3 separate regions of the Mus musculus genome follow, and all the other regions are linked to region 3. Evidence: chromatin loops called from intact Hi-C (ENCODE). Cell type or tissue: heart. All regions are shown on one strand. Region 1 holds the start of Myo1e (myosin IE). Region 2 overlaps Myo1e (myosin IE). Region 3 overlaps Fam81a (family with sequence similarity 81, member A).

Region 1 (8,000 bases), 99 kb before region 3:
AAAATTGCATTTAAGCCTGGGTGTGTTGGAGATGAACAGAGATGATGGCGAAAAGCTTTCACGTGTTCTTTCCAGGCAGTGGGACCCAAGTCCCCTCTCACCAGCGGACGAGAAGCACGCTTCCACGTAGTCTAACGTGACTTCACGACACACCAGAAGCCGAGAGGGGAATCTGTGGCCACCAAAAAAACGCTCGCAGGTGCTTGCTCTCTACCCTTACTGATAACTCTGGCGATAGCCCTTGAGTTCCTGCACTGCGGAACCTTGGGTCCCGGAGCATTTCACTGAAACAGGGGATGAAGGGGTAACAAGGGAAGCTGAAGGCGTGGCCTAGCCACTCGCGAGCCATCTTCACTCAGGTTCACACAGCTCCAATTAGCGCAGCTGTACAGAAGCCTTCCCTTGCTTAAGCTGCCAAATTCCACAGGTACAAAATACCCGGCAACCGCCTTCCCTGGCAAGGCCGTAGGAGAAGACGTAGATGTAGCAATGAACACTGACATCATTACTGAGTACGCAGCTGCTGTTTAAACCCTGTGGCTAGCAAGTAGAGGGAGGAAGTATTGTGGTTCACGGACACATACTGAGCTCATAGTGGCTCCGGGCAGATGAGCCACAGATGAGCGTGCTTGGCCTGTCAGAGACATCAGGATACATAAAAATGAGCAGTCCAGCACAGGCTCTAGACTGCATGCGCGTCTACAAGAGAACCTGGTAATATGGTCAGTGTAATAACCATGGCCGTTCCTCTTTGGACCGGACGTGTATTTCTTGTTTACTCTCCACTGAAGTTTCCACCTGCGGAGTCCTCAGCAGAGATGGGGGTGGGACGACTTTCACCTTCCCATTGCCTCCTCTCTGTCTATCCAGTGCCTGATGGGCTTCTCTTCCAAGAGAGGATGCCCTGGGCTGGCCCACCGCACCGCACCCCAAGGTAGTAGTATCCTGAACTAGCTTTTCCTTAACCTTCCCACGGCCATCAAGTCTAACCCTCTCCAGTTTAGCTGAATTGTGTTGTTCTGGCCAGGGGACTTCTAGAATCTGATAATCAATAAATGAACTAAATTGACTTCCCAGAAAACATTCCAAATGCATTCCAGACTTACTAAATACATACCAGTCCCCACCCGAAGGAACCTATCTTCCCCTTGATCGACTGTCTACCAGATCTCTAAGTTATAAATCGGTTCTGTAGCCAGATGTGGTGGTGCACGCCTTTGATCCCAGAACTTGGGAGGCAGGGCAGGTAAATCTTTGGATTCACGGCCAGCCTGATCGACAAAGTGGGTTCCAGGACAGCCAGTGCTGCACAGAGAAACACCGTCTCAAATGAATGAATGAATGAATGAATGAATCGGTCTTGTGTGTGTGGGTACTATACCTGCTAGCAACTCAAGAATAATACACAGTAAAGAAAAAGGAATATAGCTCAGACATTTTCAAAGGCAATGGCCAAGTCAGGTTTACTCAATCATCTCTGCATAGTTTGTTCACAAAAACCTTATCAATCACACTCTCCGGGCCAAGACAGAGAGCAGACTCACATACATAGGTTTTAGTCCAATCATACAGTAAATAGACCATGGCTACCAATACCTTGTCATGGACCCTAAAGCCAGAGTCTATGGCGGAAGTTTTAGCCAACAGGGCATTTCTGCACTCTTCTAAACAACATTTCTTCATTTATAATGATGTACATACAGAGTTACACACACACACTCACCTCTTCAAGCCTCCTAACTGAAAAGGTAATAACTATGGCCTGGTAATATATTCTGGGTTTTCCAAGATGATCTAGTATTCCGTAGTTAATGAATATGAAGGAGAAGTGAACGATACAATTGTGTTCATAAATATGAAGTGGCAATTTTCATCGTGAGTCACAGCTGAGTAAGTCAGTTGGTATAGATGAAGAGTCTAATAATATGCTCCCAGACCTTCCTGAAACGCTCCTCCCCAATCTCTCTCTCTCTCTCTCTCTCTCTCTCTCTCTCTCTCTTCTCTCTCCCTCTCTCTCTCCCTCTCCCCCCCTCTCTGTGTGTGTGTGTGTCACACACACACACACACACACACACACAATTAGTTACTTTTTCTATTGTGACAAACATCCCTGACAAAAGGAACTGGTGGAAGGGCTTGTCTGAGAGGATGAAGGGGATACAATCTGATCAAGGGGGAAGAGGCATGGCGGCCAATACCAGAGGCAGCCAACACCAGAGGCAGCCATCACGCCGCTGTTCCAGCAAGCAGGAAGCAGGGAGAGACAACTGCTGGAACTCAGCTCCCAGTTTCCTTTGTAGTCAAGCCCAGCCCCAGGAACGGTGCCACCCTGTGGGTCTTGCAGCCTCTACAAATCTAAGCTAGAAACTCTCAGCTATGCCCAAAGGTTTTGTTCTGTGATGATTCTAAATCCTATTAGCTTGCCAATCAAGAGCAACCATCGCACAAGCACACAGAGAGTTCACAGTGCAGGTGTTCTTCCTCCAGCCTGGCCAAGGGCCTGTGCTCTGTGCTAATTCTTGGCCACACCCACCGAGGGTAATGGCCCATCCCTTCCTGTCCTTAAACAGCTGAAGGATTCAACTGGGCAGGCCCAGACAGATGCATAACACAGAAGTTCCATTCAGCGAGAGACTTCTTACAGAAACATTGAGCATTCTCACAGGACTATCTGAGTTGTGGGTACCTGTTCTAAGGTGACTTCACACAGCTGATAAGCCCACTCAAACTTCCAAGTCATGGAAGAAACACATTTCCTTTAACTTTGTCCAAATGACTCTAGATACTAGAGTTCTTTCTGTCCATGGCACATCTATTTAAGGATAGCCAGCTGTTTCAACTTTTCCGGGCAGTAAATTGTGGCCCGGGCAACCATATCTGATGCACAGATAGCCTCCTAGTGGCCCACAACATGCCCATCTGTGCTGTTGGCAGGGAACCCAGGAGGAGGTGACTACACCCTGTCTACCCTGATAAATCAACCAAGAAAGGGACTCTAAGACACACCTCCACATCTGATGGACCAAATAAACTACCCCAACTGCAAGGAGCCAAATTGAGCGTGTTTTCCCACGTCTCTGGAAAGGGCATCACAGGCTAATTTAGGGTCTACGCAGCCAAAAAAAAGTGAGTTTAACAAAGGATTTTTCTCAAGGTAGCACTTAAGCAATTACATACAGTAAAATTCTTTAAGTCCTTGGCCATAAACACATTGATTTTGGGTTTTTTTTAGAAATATTGAACCACGGAAAGTAATTACAGCAATTCTTAGGCACCAGGACTATCACTGTTCAAGTTCAAGCGGTCAGAGGCTGGAGAAACTCCACCCATGAGGCACACCATGAGGGTGGACTGACTTCTGAAACCTCGAAACTGGCGGGGGAAGCTTATTTATAAATGAAGTATTCTCTCTCAGGGGCAAAGGTGACATAATTTTGAACTATGTGGAAAGTAAAAGCTTGGGGCCAGGATGCCCTTTAAAGGTTTCGTTTGTTTTTAAAATCATTCTTTTGAATAAACAGCGCGGGGGGGCAAGGACTGTTTGTGAACTGAATGTGGGTTCTACCCGGGCGTGCGCTGCGGATGCTTGGCGCTGGGGATCTGGGATACAGATTTCTCAAGCCAGCGCTATGCTAGGCATCTTTTTTAGTAAGCTTCACCCTCACCGCCAGTAAACAATGAGAAAGCCAGGAGGACAAGCTCCTCCACCACGAAGCAAGTGTGGAAACTTTGAAGCCTTCTAAAACCTTTTAAAAGTTTTTTTTTTAAGTTTTTAAAGTCCCCCCCCTTTCGGTCCGGGTGGCTGGCAATGTCTCTAAAATTCAATCTTTGTTTTTGTCCTTCAGTAGGAAAGCCACACCACGGCAAAGCCCAGGGGATGTGGCTAAGGTTATTTGGGATTGAGAGAGGAGGGTGGCTGGGCTGGGGACTTAGTCTCAAATGAGTTACAGAGAGGCTGTCCAACCCAGACACTCCCCCAAGTACCAAGTGGGAAAGAACAAAACCAGGAACGATCTCCGAGAGGGTGGCGGTCCTCTCGAGCTGGGGACCGGGTGGGGCCCTCCTCAGGAGGTGTTTACCCTACACAGGGACCCTACAGGCCTGGGCTCCCGGCCAGTTTGGCTGCCGCTGCGCGCTGTCGTCAGAGTCCCTGCAGCCCGGGCCACCGCCAGGTGCTCCGCAGTACCTGGCGCCCCTGCCTGCCTTTGTGCAGCGCTCGGCCCATCACCAGCGCAGGCGGGGCTGCCTAGGTCCTCCCCAATGCCAGGAGAACAACTGCGGGATCAGCCTGCCAGGGAGCTCACGCCAGTGCCTGCCCAGGGGAGAGGACCCGAGGGACACAGGCGTGCCCCTCACCTTCTCTAGAGGAGAAAAAAGTCTCCGGTCCCACGGCTGTGCCGGTGAAAACAGACGTGCCCACTCTCAAGCTTCAGACAGCTGGCAGCCACAACAACATTGGCACCAAAACTTTCGCGGCGCAGAAAGTCACTCCAGAGAGTTTTTCTTGTCCCTCCTCTCTCCCTCTTCCCGTTTAAGACCCGGTTTACAGCAAACAGCAGGAAATCAGCGCTCCAGAAGTGCACACTCCCGCGTCCACCTTCTCCACCCCCTGGCCTGGGCAGCTTGCCCAAGGTAGGTGCCCGCTCCGGGGCTTCCTGCCCCATCCCAGGGTCAGGCGTCCTGGGACGCGGCGCAGCCAACTCACCATGGTGACTCCCGCCGCGGTCGCGCCTCCGCCGGGTCCCGCTGCCTAGGCACTGAGGCTGGAACGCGGTCTCCTGGGCGAACTTCAAAAGTTGGTTCCCTTCGCCAAAAAACAAGCTCCCGACACCCAAGCACTCACAGGAGCCAATGGAAATCCAAGAGGGACTCCATCCAGGCGGGATCCGAAACGCTAGGTGAAGGCAAAACTTAGCAGACCCGGTGCACACTCAGACCTGGCGATCCCCAACTGTCTAGAGATGCACCCTGATGCGCTCTGCGGGATTGCTTGTCCAACTGCTTTGCCTGGACCCGCTTTCTCTTAACACTTAATCCGAACTCTTCTCTGGCTCAGGCTGGGCTCGGGCCGGGCAATCTGTCCATAAATGGAGAATTCAGCACAGGCCTGACCAATCAGAATTTGTTTTCGCAGCGTCACTCCTCAGGGAAGCCGAGGTAGCCAACAAGCGTGAACTACAAGAGTTTACAAAGGCCTCTGGATCCTGTAGTCCTGCGGCCTCGCTACCCCGCAGAGCGCGCCGCTGTCCTAGCCGTCCCCAGGGAGCCACCCCCAAACCGAAGGGATGAAAACACTTGGGGAGGTTAGGAAACCGCGCTCCTGTCGCTTCTCTTTACGGAGAAACTTAGCATCGACTTAGCTCCCACTCACAAGTCGCATGATTTTCCTAGATTCTTTTTTTTAAAGAAATATTTTTAACTGCTTAAAAGATCACAAAGTCGCAGCTCAAAGGAAATCCTTTTTCTTTTCTTCTCTCTCTCTTTCTCTCTTTCTCTCTTTTTTTTTTCTTTCTGGATTGTGAGGGAAGTCGAAAATACTTCCTCCACCCGTCTTTTGTACCTGAATTAATTTCCTTGGGAAGGGAGAGGAAGGGAGGGAGGGAGGGGGGGGAGAGAGAGAGAGAGAGAGAGAGAGGGAGAGAGAGAGAGAGAGAGAGAGAGAGAGAGAGAGAGAGAGAGAGAGAGAGGAGGAAGGAGAAGGAGAAGGAGAAGGAGAAGGAGAAGGAGAAGGAGAAGGAGAAGGAGAAGGAGAAGGAGAAGGAGAAGGAGAAGGAGAAGGAGAAGGAGAAGGAGAAGGAGAAGGAGAAGGAGAAGAAGAAGAAGAAGAAGAAGAAGAAGAAGAAGAAGAAGAAGAAGAAGAAGAAGAAGAAGAAGAAGAAGAAGAAGAAGAAGAAGAAGAAAAGAGAGAGACAGAGACCTTGGTCCTCGCGGTGTCCGGTTTCAGGAAGCCAGGTAGCCTAGGAGAGAGGGGAACGGGGATTCCTAAAACAGTATTAGGGAGTCTGACTCCTGGTGAAAGGGAAGACTGAGGAAGTAAACTCGCAGGGCCTCTGCGGGGCTGCGCTCCCAGGATCTGAGGAAGAAGAGTTCAGGAAGAAAAGAGCACAGAAAATCTTGAGATTCGGTCGTCCCCATTCACGTGAACCTAGGATCCTAGAGTTGCAACGGATAGTAAAAAATCAAATCATCTTGGCTAGGACGAGTTTTGCTCTTTGTTTTAATGTGGTGCATACCTTCAGAGGACTATGGCCAAACCAGGAAAAGGAGCGAATGCTGATACACCCTGCAACAGAGAAGGACCCAGGAAACCTAATTATGTGAAAGAGGTTGAGGTCAAAGTTCAGGAGGAACAATTCCGTGTGTTACAGTGGTGGGTAGGAAATGCTGCAGAGAGTAGTAGATCTTGGTTGGCTGCTCGGGACAGGTGTGGTGTGTAGAGGGACAGCTGATGGAACAAAGGGGCTTTGTCTTGTGGGGAGTGGTCCAAGGATGTCCCCTAGGTACTGATGTTGGTAGTAAAGCTGACTATACCCAAAACCGCTGAATTGTGCGTTTTAGAGTAAGAATCTTCTGAATTACATCAATTTTTTAAAGGAGGGAGAGGCACACACACGCCTCTGAGCATGTGCGCAGATGCAGTTCAGAGGACGACTTGTGGGAACTGGTTCTCCCTCCACCATGTTGGTTCCCGGGTTGAACTCGGGTGGTTAGGTTTGGCAAGTGCCATTATCCACTGAGCCATCTCATACCAATTTGAAAGGAAGTCATGTTTGAATTTTTGTGACTATTCCCCCTGTCCGGGCAGCAAAGAACTGAATTCCTTCCACAGGAGATAGGCCAGACACAAGACGCACAACCGTGACACACCTTGCTGGCTTTATGATCTGGTAGGAAGACAACAAGAAATGGTTGGGGGTGGCTCACCTGGAGCTAGTGAGCCTATTTGCTTTGCCAGTGTGAGGACTAGAGTTAGATCCCTAAAACCAATGTGAAAAATATTAAGGTGTCGTGGGATGTTGGGGAGGCAGAGACAGGCAGGAAAGCTTAGGATTCCCTGTCCAAGCAGCCTAGCCTACTCCATGATTTCCACGTCAATAAGAAACTCTAATCTCAAAAACCAAAACAAAAAAGGCAGAGGCCTGAAGGGGTGGTTCAGTGGTTAAGACCACTGGCGGTTCTTGCAGGGGCTTGGGGTTCGATTTCTTATACCTACGTGCTGTTCACCATCCTTTGTCCATTTGTAATTCTGGAAGCTGAGGCAGGAGGATTGATTGCTTCAGCCCAGAAGGTCTAGCCAGCCTGGGTAAGAGTGAGACCCCATTAAGACAAAAACAAACAAAATATAACCGGAAGTAAAAAAAAGAAAAATGACAGCCAAGCCTTTGACACAGCAGGCGTGACCTCCATGTGCCCAGATGTGGCTCCTTATGTCACTGAGGCACTCCACCTTCAAAGTTGTATTAGGTATTTTAAGAACTCGGGAACAGAGATTCCCAAAGAAGAAAGCTGAGCTTACAGACAACACAAGGAACAGTAGGTTTTAGGTCCAAAATAATGACACATGCCTAAGTCGTCATCCCATCCATGGGCTCTGTTTCTCTGTATCTCTCTCTCTCTCTGTCTGTCTGTCTCTCCTTCTCTCTCAACAAGACCTCTCTATATAACCCAGGCTATTCTTAAACCTCCAAACTTTTCTATATTGATACTGGGGCATAACTTACCAGTTAAATGGGATATATTGAAAACTAATAATATATTAGTTTATATATTAAAACTAATTGTCAATTTGATGATTATTTGAGGGGTCTGGTTTGGTTTTATTTTTTGAGACAGGGTTTCTCTGCTCAGCTCTGGCTGCTCTGGAACTTGCTCGAAGACCAGACTGGCCTCGAACTCGTAGATCTGAATTAAAAAAAAAAAAAAAAAAGAAAGAAAGAAAAAAGAAGAAAAAAGTTTAGGGCTTAAAGAATGTAGCTAGTTCAGTTGGTACAGAACCTACC
Region 2 (8,000 bases), 240 kb before region 3:
TCGAACACCTGCCTCCACACTAGCCCAGATCCACATCGTAAATTAATTCTGAATGGAATGATATGGCTAGCAAGATAAGGAAAGACAAGATGAGGTGAAATATTACCCAGATGTGTCAAGAAAAAAAAAAATCAAAGAGACAGGAAGTACAAAGCACTCATGCCTCCTCCTATACCATTGGTTGGTTGACCTGAGGCTCAGCCCACCTCAGCTGGCCTCACCCGCTTTTTCCCCTATAACTTACCTGCTCTCCTCCCAGTCTTTAGGCTTCTTGGTTTCGTTTGGTTTTATGCAGCGAATGTAGTGGGGTGTGCATTTCATCAGGGTGCTCACCAGGTCGTTGGCTTGTTTCTGGTGGGAAGAATAAGAACAGTTAGAGATAAAGAACTCTATGGCAGACCAGCTTCCAAAGAAAACCTGCAGAAGCCAGCATGGAGCACGAGGCCAGAAACAAATGTCATGTTGAGCCTCATTGTGCCTGAGCCAGGTGCCCAGAGCAGCTTTAAAGCTCTGTTGACTTTTATGATGATCTTTATCATACTTAGGAGTTACAAATTTGAACACTGAAAACAATTAGGCATTTTAGGTTGTATATCTATATCTATGAATAAAACAGAAAATCTTCACTTGTGATCATTTCATCAGGAATAATGCCATTATCAACAAATTAAATTCAATTTGTACTGACTGAGATCACTATAAATACACTTTCATTAGAGTGTGTGTGTGTCTCAGGCTTCCTAGGCTATTCTCTAATTCACTACCTAGCCAAAGACGACCTTGGTGTCCTGATTCTCCTGCCTCAGCATCCCAAGTGCTGGGATTACAGTCATGCACTACCATGCCTGGTTCTTGATAATTTTTGTTTGTTTGTTTGTTTGTCTGTCTGTGTGTTTGTTAAAAAGTATAAGTATGGGTGAAATTTCAAATATCTTTCCTGTTAGTGCCATCTATGAATAATCTCTTAATTAAAATGAGAAAGAGGTTGGGGAAATGGTTCTGCAGTTAAGAGAACGTGCTGCTCTTCCAGAGGACCTTAATTCAGTTCCAAGCACCGATACAACTGCCTATAACTCCAGCTCTAAGGGATCTGTAGGCACCCACATACACATAGCATACACACAACCCCCCCAACACAAAATAAATAAAATGATGTAAATTCATAGCCAAACAAAGTAAATTCATAAAAAAAATCTAATTCAGGAATATCTTACATGCCATTTTATTCAGTCCCCCTGATCTGTCCCTTTACAGACCTGCAGGCTCTCTGCAGTTTCCTTGTGGGACATAACTTACATCTTCACACAGCAAAGTGACTCCGTATAAAAATCATTTATCATTAACTCTGCCCTGGGTACCCAAAGCAGGACTTAATTCAAGCAGAGAAAGGCACATAACTAAAGCTGGGACTGCCTAGGATTATTTCAGATCATGAGAATTGCCCACGTGGACAAAACAGGAACAGTGCTCACGTCAGCAACCCCACCACACAGCTGAGCACACCCTGGGGGTCCACAATGCCCCACTTAGGCAAACCCTCCTTCCAAGCCAGTCAGCATGCAGAGAGGAAAACCTCTCAAAGAAAACAGTGGGAAGGCCTGCCAGGAAACCAGAGAGCCATTCCCAAGTCAGCTCTGCTGACAAGAGACAACCCGCTCTCAATTAGGGCTTCTCTGCTTTCAGGCTCTCGGGGAATCTGAAACCCCCAGGAAACTGATGGGTAAAGTCAAAGTAAGATGTTCCTCTGTGAATGGAGCTCTTGTGTAAACGTGCAGAAGACAGCATTCTTTGTACTGCCTGAAATTGAGGACAGAGGGATAGAGGTTACTCCACCGTTGCAAGGCCTCTGACCACAAAGGAAATTGCCCTTATCTTCTTTGCTGATGAAACAAATCTGACGATCTTTGCTACATGTCAGGTGATGTCAGAGAGGGGCTGCCGTCTCTCTGAGCAAAGCTTTACATTGTTTTTTAATTTTCTTTTATTTGTATTCAGTGCTTTGCATGCATGTCCCTATGTGTACTATATGCATGCATGATGCCCGGGCGGTCAGAAGAGGGTGTTGGTTTCCCACCAGTTATGGATAGTCGTGAGTCACCTAACATTTAGGTATTGGGAATCGAACCTGGGTCTTCTAGCCAGTGCTCTTAACTGCTAAGCCATTTCTCCAGCCCCCCTTTCCCCCCCTTCTTTTGAAACAAAGTCTCTGTATGTAGCCATGGAGCCCCAACTGTCTTACTGTCTTGGAACTTATGAAGCAGGCTAGGGTGGCCTCAAAGTCACAGACACCTCCCTGCCTCTGCATCCGAGTGCCACCACACTCAGCTCCCCATTCTTAACTTTTACATTTCTTGTTCACTTTCAGTTTTTGATATTAATTTTTATTTGCTATTCAGTCCTAAGCAGGTAGCAGCATACTGTCTTTGCCCTATGGCCTAAAGAAAGCACGCAGAGGCCAGTGGAACAACTTCATGTGTCCCCTGCCACAGTTCTTTTTATAATAGTCACGGGTCTCTGATGTCTCACAGCGCTCCTGAGCAGTGGTGACTGCTACTACTTTTGCTTTTTCAAATGAGAACATCAAGCCTTGCAGGAAGAAGGATTCCTCGGGATGCAGGAAATGGGATGCAGGAAAACACAATTTGTAACGACAAAGGCAATGCTTGAAACCGAGTCCACATTTTCTAATCACAATGCTCTTTTACCTTTGTACGGGTGATATGGAATTGTTTGGTGTGTCAGGAAAGGAATTAGCTGGGTGAACTTGAACAAGATAGAACCACCAGGTTGTGGCATAATTACTTTGTACAAGCAGGAATATGCATTAGTTGTAGTCACCCTGAATTTCAATGGCTCTGGGTCACTTTCAATGTTCCCCCGAACAAACTGACTTCATAGAGATCTGACTCCAGCCCAGAATGCATTGGTTAGATAAAAAGGCACCAGCAGTATTCATCAGAAGTGGGAATCAAAATACAAAACAAGCCAGGCAGTGAGGAGAGGCTCGGGGTGTTGACCGATTACCCTCTAGTCTCGGTGAGGTTCCTGGCTCTGTTACGTGAAAGGTGCACAATTCTGAGCTTCAGTTCCTCCAGGGGCAGCCTACACCCAGGTGGATAAAACTAGAAAGCCTCTGATGTCTTATTTTAAAGGCAGAAAGAGATGCCACAGTGCATGGTGCTGCAGTTGAGCATCTCCCACTCAGCTGTATGGCTCATTCAAGTAATGCCTGGTGTGTTTACCTTGGTCCACTCGGAGCTTGAGTCTGCTCTGTCTAGCATCAAGCCTTCACTCTAATCTCTATTCTAGCCTCTTCCAATCACAATACAAAATTAAATGAAGCCTCAGAATAAAAAATTATTAAATGTAGTATAATTTTATTTAAAAGGTTTATTTTTATTTTATGCATATGTTTTGTTTGCATGTATGTATGTATAAGTATTTTTGGTGGCCAGAAGAGGGAGTTAGATTCCCCTGGGACTGGAGTTATAGATGGTTGAGTTGCCATGTGGGTGCTGGGAACTAAACTTATTCTGCTCTCCAGCTTCATAAATACAATGTTTTTCACTTTGGTAAGTTGATGCAAGTGTCTATCAAATGACAATCCTAATCAAATCTTGTAGATCTGTTTTATATTTTAAGATAATTAAAACAATAAAACGTGCAACACTAAAACTATCTTCAATATAAAATTTTCTATCCAGAAACCTGGAGTCCCTTTCAACATACTCTGGGGGATATTTTCCAAACAGTGTAGATATGGAAGGGGCAGGGGGCTGGGTCATGGCTATGTGTCCTTCAGAGATGTTTCTGGAAGGCATATATAATGAGACATTCACTACTGTAGATCACCAGGCAGATCTTGGCCACAGGATTCACCAGGAAGGGCGGGGGTTTGGGTGAGGATATAAGCCAAAATCTCTTTAGATAACTAAACTTCAGGCTGACCTCCCTAGACAAAGGCCCCAAATGTCCTGTTCCAAACATTCTGTGTAGAGTCCAGATAGGTGGTAACTTTTTAAACTAGACACAAAGGAGAAGCAAGAGGTCCCTATTCCTCTGGAATATTCCAGACCACTTGAACATGAGTCACTGCAACCTTGGGGGATCTGAGCCCTTGGATCTGAACGTGACAGTCTCATGACTGAAGTTTCCAGCCCAGAGCTTGTCCTTATCCAGGTCCTTCAGGCTAAGGCATGAGTCAGCCTCCCATGCAGATGTTAATATCTGAGTCTCAGAAAAATCACATCTGTTCCCTGCCCTCAGCTCTCTCTGTCCCAGAGACCCAAATCCCATCAATGTCTTGGAACGGCTCTTTTTCCTTTTTCTTTTTTTCTTTTTTTTCTAAGATTTATTTATTTATTATAAAGATTCATTTATTTATTATGTACGCAGCATTCTGCCTGCATGTATGCCTGCAGGCTAGAAGAGAGTACCAGATCTCATTATAGATGGTTATGAGCCACCATGTGATGATTGCTGGGATTTGAACTCGGGACCTTTAGAAGAGCAGTGCTCTAAACTTTTGAGCCATCTCTCCAGCCTCTTGGAATTGCTCTTAAGGACATGATGTCCCTATAACCCAGAGGGCTCTGCCTATCAGCTCAGAACTCTGCCTGCCCCAGTGGACATGGTGGCATGTGTCATTGGTATCCTGTTAAGAAGGCTGATGCAGGAGGACAGCTGGAGCCCAAGAGTTTGATGGACATGACAAGATTCCATCTTTGTTTCATTGAGACACTCTCATTTTGTAAGCCAGACTGGCCTAGAACTCACAATCTTTTTGCCTGGGTCTTCTAAGTACTAGGCTATAAGGCAAGGCTACAAACCTGGTGAGACTGTGCCACCCACCACCACCTTCCTGTGACTCAAACTTGTAATCTGCCTGCTTCTACTACCTACGTGTTGGGATCTTGGCTGTGTGCTACCACACTCAGCTTGAAGCAGCCAAAATTATTTGGTTGTTTATGATGCTGGGAATCAAATACCACGTATTGATCCATCTGAATACTCCAGATATCCCACCCTAAGAACAACAGCAAATAACAAACAAATGTACCACCACCTTATGCCTGACTTCACCCACATAACCTAAAAGGCCCTCTTATGGAACCATGTCCTTTACTGAAGGCAGTGTTTCTGTCCTCAGGAAGGTTATCAGGCACTAGGAAGGCAGGCTTTTATCCATGAAACACTTGGACAGGAAAGAGCAGAGGGCAGTAACCATAGTAACAACCATGGTGTCTTTGATGCTGGCATACATCAGGAAGGCACGGACTGAAGGGCGTCATGGAATGGAATACAGTGTGAAGGAGGATGAATGGAAGTCTAGGGCAGGGAGTGAGCGTGTGCACAAAAAATACCCACAGCGGTCAGTAGAGACAAGGCATGGGCATGGTACAGGGAACACACTGTTAGGCAGATCATCCATCAGAGCAGCCGTTGAGCATCTTTTACAGGGTAGGATGCAGGTGCTAGAGGTGGATGCCTGGATTTAATCATCAAGGCCATGCCTGGGAGTTGGTGCTACAATTTCTGCCTTACTGATAAGCAAGAGAACTTTTTAATTAAGCAAGATAAAGCTGAGAACCTTTAAAACTAATAATCCATTATTTTTATGTGTATGTATGCCTATATGAGTTTATGCGAACCATGTGAGTTCATGAGCCAAAGAAGCTGGAAGGGGACCTCAGATTCTCTGGAACTGGAGTTGCAGATGGTTATAAACTGCAGTGTGGGTGCTGGGACCTGAACCTGGATCCTGTGTAAGAACAGCAAATGCTCTTAACCACTGAGCAATCTCTTCTGCTCCAGATGCCGAGGACTTAAATCAACGGTTGGCAATAACTTAGATAGCAAAAGCCACAGGCAACGGAACTCCAAATGCCAAATATTAATCACTTCATCTCTTTGATTATAAAACTGGAGACATATTTAACTGGTATGATTTAGTACACATACACACACATAAACAAACATATTTCTTCTTTTTTAAAGACAGGGTCTCATATAGCCCAGACCTGCCTTGAATCTACTATGTAGCCAAGAGATGCCCCTGAACTTACGATGGTCTCGTCTCCACCAGTGGTGGGGTGACAGACATTCACCACCATGTCTAGTTTTATGGATTGGTAGGGTCAGAAAGAAATTAGGGATCTGTGTGCTCTAGAAAAGCCCTCTACCAACTAAGTCACAGTCATCCCCAGCCCTAAAAAATACTTTAAATGGATATTATCTTCAGAAACTCATCAAGTAATTGTTCAAGTTACAGAATGTTCTGGATTCAAACTCATCACTGCCCTCAGCATCTTTGAATGGCTAACATCATTTGGCCAGCTGTGTCTGCACTGCACAGCAAGGAGGAGCCTGAAAAGACCTAGAGAGAGGGATGTGTAAGTCGTCCCTAAAGGTGAACTGGGGTTTCTGGCAAGTTTCACTCTTAGCATGCCTGAGCCCTGGCCTGGAAAAGCACCATCGATATCCAAAGCATGATTCCGAACCACAAAATACCTGCTAGTTTACCATAAATCCTTCCAGATTCACTTGAAAGCCATTTCCTCTTTAAAAGAACTGATTAGTGTGTGCTGGCCATTAAGCTGTGAGATACTTAGTATCTATCCATCTGGAGGTTCAGGGTGGCCAAGCCAAACTCAGCTACATCCTGCCGTTTTCCTTTTTTTTTTTTTTTCTTTTTTTTCTTTTTTGCAAGTAGCCTAACTTCTGGGCATTTCTATAACCATACTTCTATCCGAGGCTGACTTTATGGTCCTGGGTGGCAGTTCCTGGTTGTTAGAGAACTCCAGCTCTTACAGGGATCCAAAACTTCCCAGAATAGAACCAACCTTTATTTTGCTTCCTGCGGTCGTTGGGCGCCCTTTCTTGTCAGCTTGCAGGTTTTCAGGAAATAAAGACTTTATAAAAGGCCTGGAAAAAGAGAAAGAGGATGGATCAGCAATCTCTCCGTTCTGTGGGGGCTGGATGTGCTGTCCAGAAGCATCTCACGCTGGCCACAGAAAAACCATGTGACTTACGGTACAAGCCTGCAAGATGCAACGTGGGCAAATGAATACCAGACAGAAGACAGGAAAGGGGAAAAAATTATAAGATACAAGCATCTCAGAGTCTCAACGTGAGAAATAAGTTTGGAACCCCTGGAACTGAGGGCTGTCTTGAGGGCAACACAGGAGAAGGGGAGGGGGAAAACTGAACGGGCTTGTGAAGACAGGCTAGCTACACTGGAGTCCTGAGTTCTGCACCTATTTCTGAATCATCATGGTTGATGGTCCACACCTGGATAATTCTTTGATGGGGCTTAAGGAAGAGTGTCCTACACATCTTAGGATCCTCGTTTTTGGTTTTATATAGTCTGGGCTGACCTTGAACTCCCTTTGTAGCCCAGGATGACCCTGAGTTCCGTTCCCTGTCCTCTTGTCTTCATTCCCTAGGTGCTAGTGTCTCAGTTATTTGTCCTGTCCCTATGCCAGGTTTTATGAGGTGCTAGGGAACAAACCCAGGGGTTGTGCATGCTAAGCGAGCACTGTTTCAACCAAACCATATGCCCAGCCCAACACCACAGGACATTTAGTAGAATGAATGCCCTTGGCTTGCTAGAGGCCAGCAAGCAACAGTGGCCTCAACTCCCTTGACAGAGCCTGAGCGGTTTTGAGTGCTGCAGTCACAAGTTACTTTTATTGTATATAAAAAATTATATTGTTCACAGAATATATTCCCTTAATAACTCCAACTGAGCACTCAAACCATTGTACAGGGTGGGGAAGTGTCTAGCTACTTTGATGCCCCTGGTGTCTGAACCACAGCTTAATAAATATCTTCTAGTTGACTCAGTGAATGAAGTGTCCTACATAAGGTGACCACTGGATATGCTAACACAACCTCATTCCACCCTGGGGTGACTCTTGGTCTTTAGAAACTTCCAGGAAGTTTCCCTAGCCATCTACTTCTAACCTGACCAGACATATCCATGGATTTTTACAGCAATT
Region 3 (8,000 bases):
TTTACTCAGGGCTGGAAAACCGAAGCAAAGCCTGGCATCTAATGCACTGGTGCCCTAGGAGAGCGCCTGCTTCTTTTGCATCTATCTTCAGGCCCACTCCCTAGCTTTGACTTTCTGGGGACAGGACCTGGGACTCTTCATATAAAACAGGTCTTCTGGATGTCATGTGTGTTTCCCAAAGGCATTTGAGCACCATGGCCTTGTGTCTTATTATTATCAACAAAATCTGAAGAAACCCAAACAGAAAGCATGAGTGTTTCTTCCTATTTGTTGTTGTTGTTGCTTCTATTAGGGGTAGCTTCCCATTGTGCTTATTGAGGAGAGAGGGAGAGAGAGAGAGAGAGAGAGAGAGAGAGAGAGAGAGAGAGAGAGAGACAGAGAGAGACAGAGAGAGAGAGAGAGAGAGCGCTCCGCCAGTGCCTTTCACCAGTGGGAGAGAGCCAGAGATGGATTAGTCAGGCTTGAGGTCTCCTTGCAGGAATGTGCTCAGATGAGTAACGTTTTGCCATTCATAGGTGATTGTAGCTAGTGTGCGCATTCTTCAGAGAGCAGGTTCATTCATTCAAAAATTGGGAGCCATAGGAAATAATAGGTCTGGCAATTGCAAATTCCATTTTCAGTGGCAATAAAATGTGTCACCAAGCTGAACAAAATAGGGAAACAGTTCCCTGTATGGGTGCTGGCGGTAAGGGACACTGGCCACTTGCTGCCTGCCCCCTCACTAGTCCCTCCCCCCGTCCTTGCCCCCCCCCCCTTCTTGTGCACCTGGACTGCACAGACAAGAGGGTCTGGCAGTGCCAGCTGCAGCCGGGAAAGGCAGAGTGAGGCCTTAGCAATCTGAGGAGGAGGAGCCGGGCACATTGCCTCCCTCTACAGAAGGAGGCAAGGAGACATTGTGGAGGTAGCTGTGGAGGCCCACTCTCCCACTCTTCCTCTTAGTCTTTGGCTACGACTGGCACAACTCCCTCACTGGCTGTACCTCCAGCCTACTGACGCTTCCACTCCTGTCAGAAACACCCACTGAGCACGCCAGTGAGCCGACAAAGGAAAGCTCTATCCCATCCGAGGACCCAGCAGCCATAGGAGGAGGAAAAGCCACGCCCCCCAGCAGAGGGAACCAGCGGCCCGGAATAAAAGAGCAGTTTACATACTTAGGACCCCTGAGCACAGTGTAAAACTGCTGCCTTGAATTTAGAGTTTTCTGGGTCCCAGGAAAGAGTGGAAGAAATCCCGGAGAGATGAGCATCAAAATCAGAATGGAGCTGTCAGGAAGGGCAAGCTAGACTGGCGCAGGAATGGCAGGCGCTCCAGCGGGAGGGGGCAGAAGGAGAGAGGCAATTCTAGTTACACACGGGAGTTACTCATGGGTTGAAGAGTTTGAAAAGTTCACCAAGCTCCAGGTTAAAGCTTCGGTTTTAAAAGCAGAGTTGGGTCGTCGATTCTGGTAAGATGGATCGGTGGTCCAGTTTGATTTGGTTACTAGCACCCACCTTAGTCCCAATTACCCCCAACTCCAGTTGCAGAGCGTCAGACACCCTCTTCTGGAGTTCATGGTCACCCACACACCGGGCATAGGCTCTCACACACATGCACTTAAGTGAAAATTCGAAAACTCGGTCATGTGCCATGAAGCAAAACTTAGCATGTTAAAAACATGAAATGTCTTACCGACTTTTTTAATAAGCCAGTATAGTGAGGATTAATTAACAAAGACAGAGCCAGTGAGGTGGAACAGCAGGAAAAGGCATTTGCTGCCACTCCTAAAAACTTCAATCCGATCCCTAGGAGCCTGGGATCGAGAGAATCCACTCCCGAAAATTGTTCTCTTGAAACCTACTCCTAACTAAATAAAATGTTATTTAAAAAATAAAAAAATAAAAAAAACAGCTTGAAATAAAGAAACACATTTTAAATTCTGTTTTGACTTTTTGCGACGTCTTGTGATGTAACCTTGGCTAGCCTCCAATTCAAAACCCTCCTGAGTGTTGGGATTACATACTTGTGCCACTGTGTGGGCCAACTCTAATTAATTCTGACATCCTTAGATAGTCAGACATCCTTAAATCAAAGAGAAATTCAATCCAAAATTAAAACCATGTAAAATAAAATAACAGGAGCAGGGCACGGTGGCTTATCTCTGAGCTCCTCGGTGCTTGGGGTGGCCCAGGCAGGAGGAGGGGAAATTAGAGGCCAGCTTTGATTACACCATGAGCTACTGTCTCAAAAGACAAATAAACAAATAAGTCTACACGCAGCTTAAGGCATAGCAGATAAATAAAATCACTCCCATACGAAGGAAAGATAATAAAAAAATAAAAGAACACAGTTTTATTGGTGGATTAGGGAACTCTCAGTGGAGAGTTATACCTCTTTCTGGGCTTACTGGTTCTCTGCTTCTGGGTTCATCAGTTCACTGATAAAAAGAGCTCCTTAGGCAGGCAGATGTTCATGAGTGTAAGGCCAGCCTGATCTACACATCAAGTTCAGGACCAGCCAGGGTTAACAGTAAGACCTTTAGTTTTAAACAAACAAACAAACTAACTAACTAACAAACAAACAAAATCTTCTTTTGGGAAAAAAATGAGTCGAGCACTCATATACTTTCCTGAATTATGAAATGGACACGTGTGAATTTGCCACTGACCCTAAGTGTCCTTTTTGTTGCCCAGGTTCTCCAGGAGCAGATCCGTGCCAGGGACAACATCAGCTATGGAACTAATTCTGCCTTAAAGACGCTGGAGATGCGCCAGCTCTCTGGCTTGGGAGATCTCCGAGGAAGAGTTGCAAGGTAGGTGCCCTCAAAACATCCCACGGAAGTGTCTTGGGGAAGGAAGGGTTATTTTGGCTCACAGCTGGAAGTTACAGTCCATCAGGTGGGGAAGATGTGTCATCAGGAGTGTGAGGTGACTATTCTCATGGGGTTCAAGGTCAAGGAGCAGAGGGAGATGGGTTATAACTAAGATTGATTTCTTCTTTTTATTCAGTCTGGGACGAGAGCCCCTGAGGCGGCTCTGGCCACACTCAGGGTAGGTTTTTCCCTCTTCAGTTTCGCCTCTCTAGTAACGCCCTCACAGCTAAGCCCAGAGGTCTTCTGGGTGATTCTGAATTCAGTCAAGCTGGCCAGGAAGATGACCAGTACAGCAGGTATTCAAATGTTGGAGACTTTACTCCTTGAGAGCAATTTCGTTTGACGTTGAGATGCTCAGGGAGTAAAGTGCTCACTGTTGGAAGTTTGCTGAACTGAGGTGGAAGGAGGGCACTAACTCCACGAGGTTGTTCTTTTCTCTCAGATCTCTCTCTCTCTCTCTCTCTCTCTCTCTCTCTCTCTCTCTCTCTCTCTCACACACACACACACACACACACACACACAGAGCACTGCCCTCATCACCACCATCATCATAAATACCCATACTTTTTATGAACTCCAATTTAGTGAAGAAGTCCAGTAATTTCTTTTACTACCCCCTTTCTAGCTTTGACCACAGAAGCTACTGGCAGACTTCAACCCTGGGTGTCAGCCTGCCATGATTTCTTTCAGTGCCAAAACTGGCTGGGTCATCATGGGAGGAAATGATCAGAGAGCGCCCTCTGCTGGTGGAAGTTATTTGGTCACGTAATAGTATGGTCAGTGAATCACGTAACTCACAGCTTACTGTTTGAATGCCTTTTCAAATGTTCATCTTTGTTATAATTAACTTTTTTTTTATTTCCTGAAATTATTGATTTCCCATAGGCTGGAAATTTTAATATGTGTTTTCCTATAAGTGTGGAAAGTGATTTTCTCTTTACTTGGGTATTTTCCATGAACCCAGAGCCTCAGGATTACCTGGGATATTTCTTCAAATGTATTTTGTTTACAGTTACATTTATGCGCTTATGCGCACAGGTGTGTATACACACGTGTGTGTACTGTGTCACCTGTGTGGATATCAGAGGATAAATGCAGAAATCAATACTCTCCTTCTACCCCACCTGTCTCGGGAAACTCAAGTTATCGGGTCTAGCTAGTGCTTTTACGGGTTGTGCCTTCTTCCTGGCTCTTACCTGGGACCTTGTGAGCAATGTCCACTGCTCCCACGTCCCACAGCTACTGAATTAGAATCTGTTTCTAAAGAGATACCTGGGTTCTAGGCGCACTATATTTGAGAGTTGTTGCAAGAGGCCTTCCCTTCCGGATTACTTTTAGCTGGCTGGGATGAAGTTGTCCTGACTACAGTTGGGCCTCTTTTACCCTCTGCTGCTATCAAGCGCTCAGTACAACTTTACAGCTAATAATGGGGATTTGGAGCAAAGACGCACTTTCAGCCAGTTTGGGGTAGCAGTGAGCTCAGGTGAGCATGGGATGAAATTAGGAACGAGACCAACAGAGACCAGGCACTGTTAAGGCCGCAGAGAGAGCCACGGTCTGGTGTATTTGTGACGAAACCTAGTTATTGATTGATGTCCATAGGTGCTACAGTAGAGAAAGAACCTCACCAAGATGCTAAGTCTCCATTTTCTGAAGAAGCAGAGGGGTTCAGCCTTCTTGGAAAAGGCTGACCCCCGCCTAGCTCACTGCAGTTACTTTATTCAAACATCATACAAGGTTAATTGGGGCTGGGAAAGGTTCCAGCTACCAAAGTTATCTTGCCCTTGCTGCCCCTGAGAGCAGACAATTCCCACAGATCTCGGTCCCTTTTGACCATGGCTAGCCATAACCAAAAGAAAGAATTCCTGGTTTGTCGGGAGCACCTTGGGACCAAGGTCGGGGCAGCTGCAGGCTCTCACGTAGCACCAAGTGCAGATCCTCTAAACAAATAACATCTCTTCAAGGTTCAAACAGCCACAGAACAATTTCTCAGCTTCTATTGATTGACCCAAACACAGCAAAGGCTTTGCTGAGACACTGCACTCAAAGCCAGACACAGCGGCTTACTATACATTTCCCTTAAAGCCAGACATAGCGGCTTTACTATGCATATCACAACATCTAGTGTCTTGTATTCCGGGCATGCGTCTTGGCAGACTGAAGGGTAAAGAACTGTGTTCAGCTGGAGGAGGCTCTAAGGGCTGAATGAAGGGTGGAGTCTCCACTCCTCTCTGGTTCTTGCTGGTGTGTTGTTCTGTTCTGTTTTGTTCTGTTCTGTTTTGTTTTGTTTTGTTTTTATTTACTTAATGTGCAGGCGTGTGCCAGACTGTGTATATGCACCGTATGTATGCAGGAGTCTATGGACGAGAGGAGAAGACATCAGATTCCCTGGAACTGCAGTTCTAGGCGTTTGGAAGCTACCCTGAATTCTGGGGACTGAACCCAGCTCTCTGCAAGAGCAGTGAGCACTCTTAACCTCTGGGTCACCTCTCCAGCTCCTCCTCCTCCTCCTCCTCCTCCTCCTTCTTTATTTGGAATGGAAATGGAGTCTCCATAACTCTAGCAGGCCCTGCTCCATCTCGTCCTGTCTCAGTCTCCTGAGTGCTGGGACTGGAGGTGTGCTCCACCATGTCTGGCCTGTGTCATTTGCCAGGATGAACCCCTCCAGTCTCCATAGTCTGATCTCCTCACCCCTCCCTACTGTTGTCTTGCCCCTTCAGTCATATGCCAACCCTTGTTAATCTTCCCAGAAAAGTCATTCTTCTACCATAGGGCCTTGGCACGTGCTGGTCTCCCACTGAGGACCTTTCCACTTCCTCTTCTTACTCCTTGTCCACCTTTAAAGGGTAGCACAGATGTCCTCTGCTCCGGGAGTACTCCCTGACACCCTGCCTGCAGAGTGCCCTCTCCCCCAACGACGTAAGCCCCACCCAGTCACTCCGCTGTCTTCTGAGTTGTCTTAGAGTGGGGCTCTGTATCATTTACTTCTGTAGTCAAGTCCCTGGAGCCCGTTGAGAACAGGAGATACTCAACTAATGCTTGCTTGGATGGATGCCCGAGCTAGAAAAGTCACTGGGGCAGGACTGAGAACTCTTGAGTCCTTGTTTGGCTTTTAAAAGACCCCGAAGCTCAGAGAACAGCGGGAACTTGGAAGGACTTGAGACCACAAGGTGGAGCAGGGACTTGAGACGGCTGAGGAGTTTCATGGCCACTGTGTTTGTTAGTGGTCTTTCTTTACAGCAGTGGTTCTCACCCTTCCTAGCACTGCAGCCTTTTAACTCAGTTTCTCATGCTGTACTGACCCCCAGCCATAAAAGTATTTTCATTGCCACTTCATAACTGTAGCTTTGCTACTGATATGAATCTTAATGTAAATAGCTGTGTTTTCTGATCCTCTTAGATGACCCCTATAAAGGAGTCATTTGACCCCAAAGGGGTCCCCACTCACAGGCTGAGAATCACTGTTCTAAAGCGACAGAACCAACAGTGGTGTGTGTGTGTGTGTGTGTGTGTGTGTGTGTCTATGTGTGTAATGATTATATTGGTCTATGTAGCACAGTCTGGCAGTCAGATGTTGATTATCTCCATGCTGGAGAGGCTGAGGACCCAGGAGCTGCTTAGCCAGACACCTCAGCAGCCCAACCCTGGTGCTGAGGGCCTGGGGGATTCCCAGAGAGCGAGAGGTCTTTAGTCCACGTTGGAAGCCTGAAGAAAGTCTGATATCAGTGGGGGAGGGTAGCAGTATCAGCAAGAGGGTAGATGACCTTGTTAGTAAGGCTCAAAGGCAAGGAGGCACACAGCACAGGTTCCTCTCAGACCCCCTCTTATCTGGGCTGCCACAGGAAGGTGCTGCCTATGTTTAGTGTGGGTCTTCTCACTTCTGGTTGCCTGATGAGAAAAATCCCTCACAGATGTGCCCACTAGCTGGATCCAGTCAAGATGATAACCCAAATTAACTGTCACGCTGCTGTGGGTGCGGGTGGAGATTTAAGGTGCATGTGTGCCACAGGCAGGGAAAGAGTGGGCCACAAATGGCTGCTATCAGCACCTCCGCTGGACAGTGCACACTGGTGTCATCTTTATGACGTTGTATCTAGACCAAGAAGAATTCTCTTGAAATGCCTTCTGCAATCTTCCATTCTGCTTCAGCGTGATCCATGAGCTTCTCCACCCAACTTGTCCCCCAACACTCCCCTCCCACACTCCCCCCTCCCCCAAACTCCCCCCAGCTACCCCCCCCCCCCCCCGTTAACAAACACCTGGATTCTGAAACCACCTTGAGTGTTTGTTTTAAGCACTGGATATTTCGGGTTTGTTTTGTGGCTATATCTGTCTTCCTCTTGGAAAGCTGATGAGACTTTGTTGAAATGAATCCGCATGAGATAAAATGCTCTTTGGCAAGAGTTGCACGTTCGTGCATTGATTGCATAATTGTGTTGAAGAAGTATAGCTTTTAAAGTGCTATTACTAAATTTCTAGGCTGACATATGACTTCCCATTTGGATGTGTAGTTTTGATGGATCTATTGGTAATATAGTTATAGTTAGCAGCAAGCAGGCCCTTGCTTCTTGTCTGTAGAATCTAGGTCAGGCAGGATCTCCATGGGGGGGACTTTCTTCCCACTCAGCACAGTGCACCTCACATAGGACCTGGCTCTCTCTCTCTCTCTCTCTCTCTCTCTCTCTCTCTCTCTCTCCATATATATATATCTTCCAGAAACAAAGCTCACATTAGCTTCCCAGTTCCTACTGGAACGGAATGCTTGCTCCTGTGTTTGGCACCTGGTCTGCATTTTCCCAAGACTCAGTGCCTACTTCCTCTTTTTTTTCTCCGAGAGGCTGTAGGTGTGCCTGGTGGCAGAGGGTTAGAGGAAAAATACCCATATGCCTGGGAGTTGGTAATTAGAGAGTAATATTGGAGCCTTCCCAAAGGGCGCCGCAGACCTCTCCACATCCCTCCCTCTCTCCCACTATCTTTCTTCTGTTCGCTATGAAGAAGAGTTTGTGATATGTAAGTCACATATAAGCAAACAATGGAGGAGGGGCCTGAGGAGATAGCTTAGCACTTCAGAGTGTTTGCTGCTCTTCCGAAGGATCCGTTTGCTTCCCAGGATCCGCGTCAACTCACATGGCTCACAAGTGCCAGCTCCAGG

What was found. Peaks named below come from ENCODE experiments on the same cell type or tissue, not always from the same donor. Only the 100,000 strongest peaks of a DNase experiment are listed, where the experiment ranks them.
Region 1: a loop joins it to region 3, with 4 times the contacts of the local background. A loop is called at or near these places in 8 of 42 quality-filtered maps.
Region 2: it touches region 3 in a loop (2.3-fold over the local background); 4 of 42 quality-filtered maps call a loop at or near these places.

What each region holds. Positions count from the first base shown.
Region 1 is chr9:70,204,409-70,212,408 of GRCm38, reverse strand. Myo1e (myosin IE) reads right to left here and starts at 5,059. Exons shown (of 28, transcript NM_181072.3): 1 at 4,706-5,059. The coding sequence starts at 4,708. The region is part of intron 1 of Gm26849 (a long non-coding RNA gene); the gene reads left to right. In heart, a CTCF peak has its summit at 4,159; DNase peaks (open chromatin) are centred at 2,528, 4,138 and 5,108; H3K4me3 peaks cover 2,425 bases; H3K27ac peaks cover 2,313 bases.
Region 2 is chr9:70,345,611-70,353,610 of GRCm38, reverse strand. It overlaps Myo1e (myosin IE), which reads right to left. Exons shown (of 28, transcript NM_181072.3): 16 at 6,843-6,924; 17 at 245-351. Among named protein-coding and RNA genes, the nearest start is that of Gm40531, 51 kb to the right of the region's middle. In heart, no CTCF peak of the experiment used is centred here; a DNase peak (open chromatin) is centred at 4,160.
Region 3 is chr9:70,105,046-70,113,045 of GRCm38, reverse strand. Fam81a (family with sequence similarity 81, member A) reads left to right here. Exons shown (of 9, transcript NM_029784.2): 4 at 2,670-2,788. Among named protein-coding and RNA genes, the nearest start is that of Gm39369, 26 kb to the right of the region's middle. In heart, a CTCF peak has its summit at 3,592 (motif pointing left); a DNase peak (open chromatin) is centred at 3,545; H3K4me3 peaks cover 690 bases; H3K27ac peaks cover 467 bases.